Linked DNA regions of Mus musculus: region 2 is linked to region 1. The links are chromatin loops, found by intact Hi-C in ENCODE. Cell type or tissue: heart. All regions are shown on one strand. Each heading gives the region's core, and the rest is flanking DNA. Links, peaks and the distances in the headings are about the cores only. Region 1 holds the start of Ubxn7 (UBX domain protein 7). Region 2 holds the start of Tctex1d2 (Tctex1 domain containing 2).

Region 1 (2,911 bases), core at 134-2,633:
TGCTGTTAACTGGTTTGCTTCCCATGGTGTGCTAGCCTGCTTGCTTATAAAAGCAGGGACCACCAGTCCAGGCATGGCACCGCCCATAGGCGGGCCCACTTTCACTGGTCACTCACTGAGAAAATACAGCTGGATCTCATGGAGGCTTTTCCTCCCCTGAGGCTCCTTTTTCTCTCACGACTCTAGCTTGTGTCAAGTTGACACACCAGCAATGCAATAAGTATTTAGAATTGTGCAAGTTACACACTATTACCTTATTTAAAAATAAAGTATGAAAACTAAGCTAAATGCCCCTTTCTTTTTTCTTTCTTTTGTTTTTTTAAAGATTTATTTATTTAAATGTAAGTACACTGTAGCTGTCTTCAGACATTCTAGAAAAGGGCATCAGACCTCATTACGGATGGTTGTGAGCCACCATGTAGTTGCTGGGATTTGAACTGAGGACCTTGGGAAGAGCAGTCAGTGCTCTCAACTGCCGAGTCATCTCATCAGCCCTCCTAATGCCCCTTTCATCATGTTTTTTTTTCGAGACAGAGTTTTTCTGTGTAGCCCTGGCTGTCCTTGTCATTCTGTAGACCAAGCTGGCCTCAAACTCAGAAATCCGCCTGCCTCAGTCTCCCAAGTGCTGGGATTAAAGGAATGTGCCACCACTGCCCGGCTCATCAAGTTCTTTTTTAGTTGTAACTATTATCGGTGTTTTCAGGACCACTTTCCAGTGTTCTCTTTATTTTATTTACTGTATCTGCATATATCTTTGTTTAAGGATAAAAAACAACTCCCCCCCCAAAAAACCTCCCGATTTAATATCTTTAGAAAGTAAGAATGAGCCTGGGGGGAGATATACTGAGACATTTGTTGAAGAAAAACAGAGCGAACAATCATTTACTAAAGTCTACTATAGACTGGTTCATTTTTTACTAAGCTATTAACTTACACTTTAGAATTTAAGAAACGTCACATAAAACCAAACAAAATACCTACTTTATGTGAAACCCTGAGCGTTTCATCAAGAGTTTGGTATTTCAGGTCTGAAGATTCTTTGGGATGTTGGGATTCAATGCGGTACTTAGGAGGATATCTCCGGAATTCAGAGAAGGCACCAAATGTTTCAAAGAATAGCTACCAGCCAGCAGCACAGGCTTCAAACCAAAGCGGCGGCTCGCGGAGAGTACGCCTGCGCAAAACGCGCACAGACAGGGAGAGGGCGGAGCTTCGGGCCTGCCAGTGCGCCTGCGCACAGCACGCCGCGGAGTGGGGGAGGGAGCCCCGTGTGTGTCTGTGTTGTTGTTCCGCGGCGGCGGCGGCGGCGGTAAGATGGCTGCCCACGGGGGCTCCGCGGCGTCGTCGGCGCTGAAGGGGTTAATCCAGCAGTTCACCGCCATCACCGGTAAGAGACGCGGTTACGGGAAGGTGAAGAGTCGGCTACGGGGAGGCTGTCGGGGCTGTCCCGGGCTTCGCCTCACCTTGGTGCATTCCTCACTCGGGCTCTCCCCTCAGCTCCTGCCCTCTCCTGAGGCACAGGCGACGACGGCGGCGGCGGCCGGGGTCTGCGGTTCAGGCGGGAGGCAGGTTTCCCCCGCCCCCACCCCGCGCGTGCCCCTCAGTCCCTGGATTCGGTCTCCCCTTATTCCCAGACAGGCCCCCCACGCCCCCAGCCGGTCCAGTACAGGGGATGGGCCGAGCCCGCGGTGCCAGGGGCCCGGGACCTGCGGGCCGGAGGAGTAGGGGGCCGCACCCGGGCCACCGCCCTCTTCCTCCCTCATCACCTCCTCTCGGTATCGTGCTGCCCGCGGACCAGGCGGTGCAGTCCGTTCCCCCCATGCCATCCTCTCTTCCCGGCCAGGTCATCGTCCCTGTCCCTCGGCCCCGGCCTACCCTTCCCCTCGCTGGGCCCCCCCGGAGCCTTGGCGGTGGCCCTGCCGTGTGAGGGCCGTCTCGCTTTAACGGTGAGGCGGGTGGGTTCTGCTGCGCCTTCACACATCCCGGGGGACTTGCCGCCGGGAACAAGGGGTGCGGAGGGGCACCTTAGGGACCGAGGGTTTCACATAGGAATAGGGGGGGGGGGAACCCTGAGCTTAGTGTGTGTGTGAGGCCTAAAGTAATCCTGGGTGGCCTTTCCCACCTCCTCATAATAAAACCAAACATCGAGACGATGGCGCCCGAGTCTTTGCTGATAAAATGGGGATGGCGGCAGAAACTTCTTGCAGAGAAATCTGTTTCTAGGTGTCAGTATCCGTGAAACCTTAGGCCTAGGTTTCTCTTTCCCTTCGGACCCCGACGAAGGGCAAACGCAGGTTCTCTTACCCGCCGGGAGGAAAGACTTTAAGCCATTCTGTGAATGCGCTATGTCTTGTTTCTCTCCGATGGTGCTGAACTTTTTTTGCATGAGTTATTAGAGGGCGGAGCAAATGATGAAGTTCTCTGTGGAGTGATTTGAGAGAACAGTACTCCATGTGCCTGAGTGTGATTTTGCTGTTCTAGTTTGTCATTTTGAAAAGAGGTCAGAAAGTTAGTTCCCCCTCTCAACAGGACTATCCTTTCTTTGATAATAATTTGTTTGATGCGGAGAATATTTCTAGTTTGTGTTCTTTTTTTCTAGTTTGTGTTCTTGAGTCTGACGTGTAAGATCTTTATTTTAACCAATACATGCTATTTGCAGTTTTATAATTGAAGCTAGTTTTATTTTTTGTTCGGCAACGATAATTAAGTGGCTGATGCGTTGTTTTCTGTCTTGTCACATGAAATATGTCAAAGCTGGTAAAACAAGATTTGTAATAAAATTGAGGTGAAAAGTAAGATAACTGAAATGTTGTTAAGCTTTGTGGTGGGGTTATTTTATTTATAATAACATGTGGATTTCCCAGTGCCTTACCAAACCAACATTATGGAAAGAAACTAGATTTCTGTGTAT
Region 2 (2,911 bases), core at 158-2,657, 87 kb after region 1:
GAAACAAAAAACAAAAAAACAAAGAGAACTGGCTGGTCTCAGACTTCAAAATCTGCCTGCCCCTGCCTACATGGTGCTGGAGTTAAAAGCATGTGCTACCATGCCCGGCTTGCCGCCCCCTCCCCGCCCCCCAACCCCCAGGCTGGGCGGTGATGGCATACGCTTTTAATCCCAACACTTGGGAGGCAGAGGCAGGCAGATTTCTGAGTTCGAGGCCAGCCTGGTCTATAGAGTGAGTTCCAGGACAGCCAGGGCTACACAGAGAAACCCTGTCTCAAAAAAACAAAAAACAGGCTGGTGAGATGGCTCAGTGGGTAAGAGCACCCTACTGCTCTCCCGAAGGTCCGGAGTTCAAATCCCAGCAACCACATGGTGGCTCACAACCATCTGTAACAAGATCTGACTCCCTCTTCTGGACAGCTACGGTGTACTTTCATATAATAAATAAATAAATCTTTAAAAAAACAAAAAACAAAAAGAGAAGAGCCAGAGACATCTGAAATAGTCGAGAGTACAGAGGGAAAGAAGTAGACTTAGAACATAGACAGGAGACTGGATGTGGTCAAGGCTATCTTTCAGGAAAGCCAGCATGTGTTTTGATACCTTCACATAAGCCTGAGTAGGCTTATGTCCCTTCTACCAGAGGTAAGGGAATTGGTCTCACAATTTCCTGAGCAATGCGGGCTTTTATCTCACAGCTAGAAATACTCTACTCCACTTTGAGCTTATATCTGGATATTTGGGCTATCTTTTGTAGTTTAGAGTTTCCTTTGAACCTCACAAGGGGGTAGAGATGGAAAGCATGTTAAGAATATATTGTATAACAAAAATGTAAAATAAAAACAAGCAAACAAAAATGTGTGCTGGGTCTGTTTGGTGGCCAACACCTGTAATCTCAGCATTTAGAAGCCAGAGGCAAGTGGCTCTCTGGGCGTTTGAAACCAGTATGGTCTACAGAGTCAGTTCCAAGACAGTCAAGAGGATTTAGAGAAACCCTGTCTGGAAACAAAGCAAAATTACATATAAATTCTACTTGTTTCCTACTTTTAACTCACAAGTTGTCCAAACCCAGAAGGGACGGTGTGCAGTTGTGACCCAGTAGCGTTCTAGTTCCAGCACCCATAGAACTTGGCACCGATAACTCTGTTATCCCAAACCTGGGGAGATGGAGGCAGGAATTAGAGGCCAGTCTGAGCTATTTGCATCCTGTCTCAAAAAAATAGGAAGAAAAAAAAAAGGAAGTTAGGTCTGGTTTGGTCTGCCTCTCAGTGGCAAGTGGTCGGTTGCCTAACTTCTCTTAAAAAGTCCTGGTCTCGGTTTGGTACTCATTTCCCAGCGGGCTCACGGCCTCCAGCCAGTGCGCAGGCGCAGCGGTGGTCACCACACGTCACGTGTGAGACCCGTTGCCCTAGCGACCTGTGCCGGGATCTTCGGAGCCGCAACCGACCACACTTCCTTCTAGAGATCTGTTGGACCAGACGCAGGGATATGGCTGTGTCCTTCCGCGGCCTGTCCTTATCGGCTCACTCCGAGGGCTTGAGTGAGGTCGACAAGAACTCAGGGGAGCCTGAGAACACCTACATTCTGAGGCCCATTTTCCAGCAAAGGCGCGTAGCAGACAGGGCACGGAGGGCGATGTGGGGATGGGGCCGGGGCTTTTGGATGCGTGAGCTTCCCTAAGGAGACACGGAGAGGGGCCGGGCTGGGGAAGGGATTGGGCGGGTTTATGCATTCCGACGTAGTGATTTCTCCATCACGGAATTCTGCAGTCTGACTAGCAGGTCTTACCGGGAGCCTAAACTGGCGCTGTGGAAGTGGTTGACTTCTTGGAGGCTTTAGGGGGTGCGCACGCGGGACAGGAAAAATAGAAGCTGGAAACAAGCGGCTTACAAGCTGTACTCCTATGGTTACTGTGTGCATACCTGTGCCAGGAAGGATATGCTTACTTCTGGCACCCGACTTGTGTCTTTACAAAGCCCTTTTCATATAGCGTCGATCGCCACCTTAGGTTGCTAGAAGAGGGCGGTCAGTTCAGACTATAGGACATATACATCACTAACTTCATCTTACAAAAGAAAAAAAAAGGTTCGTGTGCTTGTGGGTGTGGCTGAGTGTTTGGGTGTATGCATGCTACTTAGGATCAAGGGATAACTTTGGGGAATTGGTTCTGTTCTGTTCTTGAACTATGTGGATCCTGGAGATTGAACCCAGGTATCAGGTTTGGGTACAAGGCCCTTTACCAGCTAGCCATCTCACTGCGCCCAAGAGAGGATTTTTTTGTCCCCAGGGTATGCAACTGGTTGGTGAAGGGCTGTAGAGATAGCTCAGTCTGTCACTGCTTGCTCTGAAAGCATGAAGACCTGAGTTCAATTCCTGCACCCCTGTAAAAAGTCGTCGTACACTGTAATCCCGGTGATGGGAATTTGGTCCCAGTAATAGAGAAACAAGACTCTAGGACTCCCTGGCTAGCCATCCTGGCTTCATCTGCAAATCCCAGTGAGATACCCTGTCTCAAAATCATGGTGGAGGGCTGGAGATATTTCTCAGTGGTTAACAGCACTGACTACTCCTCCAGAGGCCTGCGGTTGAGTTCCCAGCACCCACATGAAGATCAGATGCTGTCTTCTGGCCTCTGTGGGCAGAGGTTGCATGTGGTACTTAGTCACACATGCAAACAAAATACCCATAGACATAAAATAAGTAAATCCTTAAAAAAAAAACAACCCAACAACAAACAAGGTAGGGGAGAGTGGCTATATTTCCATAGCAGCTTCACGAAGCCGTTTTCACATGAATATAGAAAAATGCATGTTTTGTTACCTCAGTAAATGTTCTAAATATATAGAATGGTATTGAGCTGTATTTCTCTGTACACAGTGAAGAATGATGTTAGTAACAAACATGCCAGTGA

The links. A loop is a pair of places that touch in the nucleus more often than their neighbours do. Peaks named below come from ENCODE experiments on the same cell type or tissue, not always from the same donor. Only the 100,000 strongest peaks of a DNase experiment are listed, where the experiment ranks them.
Region 2: a loop joins it to region 1, with 2.0 times the contacts of the local background. A loop is called at or near these places in 2 of 42 quality-filtered maps.

What each region holds. Positions count from the first base shown.
Region 1 is chr16:32,330,974-32,333,884 of GRCm38, forward strand. Ubxn7 (UBX domain protein 7) reads left to right here and starts at 1,279. Exons shown (of 11, transcript NM_177633.4): 1 at 1,279-1,387. The coding sequence starts at 1,315. In heart, for the core only: no CTCF peak of the experiment used is centred there; DNase peaks (open chromatin) are centred at 1,238 and 1,828; H3K4me3 peaks cover 2,292 bases; H3K27ac peaks cover 2,241 bases.
Region 2 is chr16:32,418,321-32,421,231 of GRCm38, forward strand. It overlaps Tctex1d2 (Tctex1 domain containing 2), which reads left to right and starts at 1,382. Exons shown (of 5, transcript NM_025329.4): 1 at 1,382-1,607. The coding sequence starts at 1,489. In heart, for the core only: no CTCF peak of the experiment used is centred there; a DNase peak (open chromatin) is centred at 1,401; H3K4me3 peaks cover 1,722 bases; H3K27ac peaks cover 1,337 bases.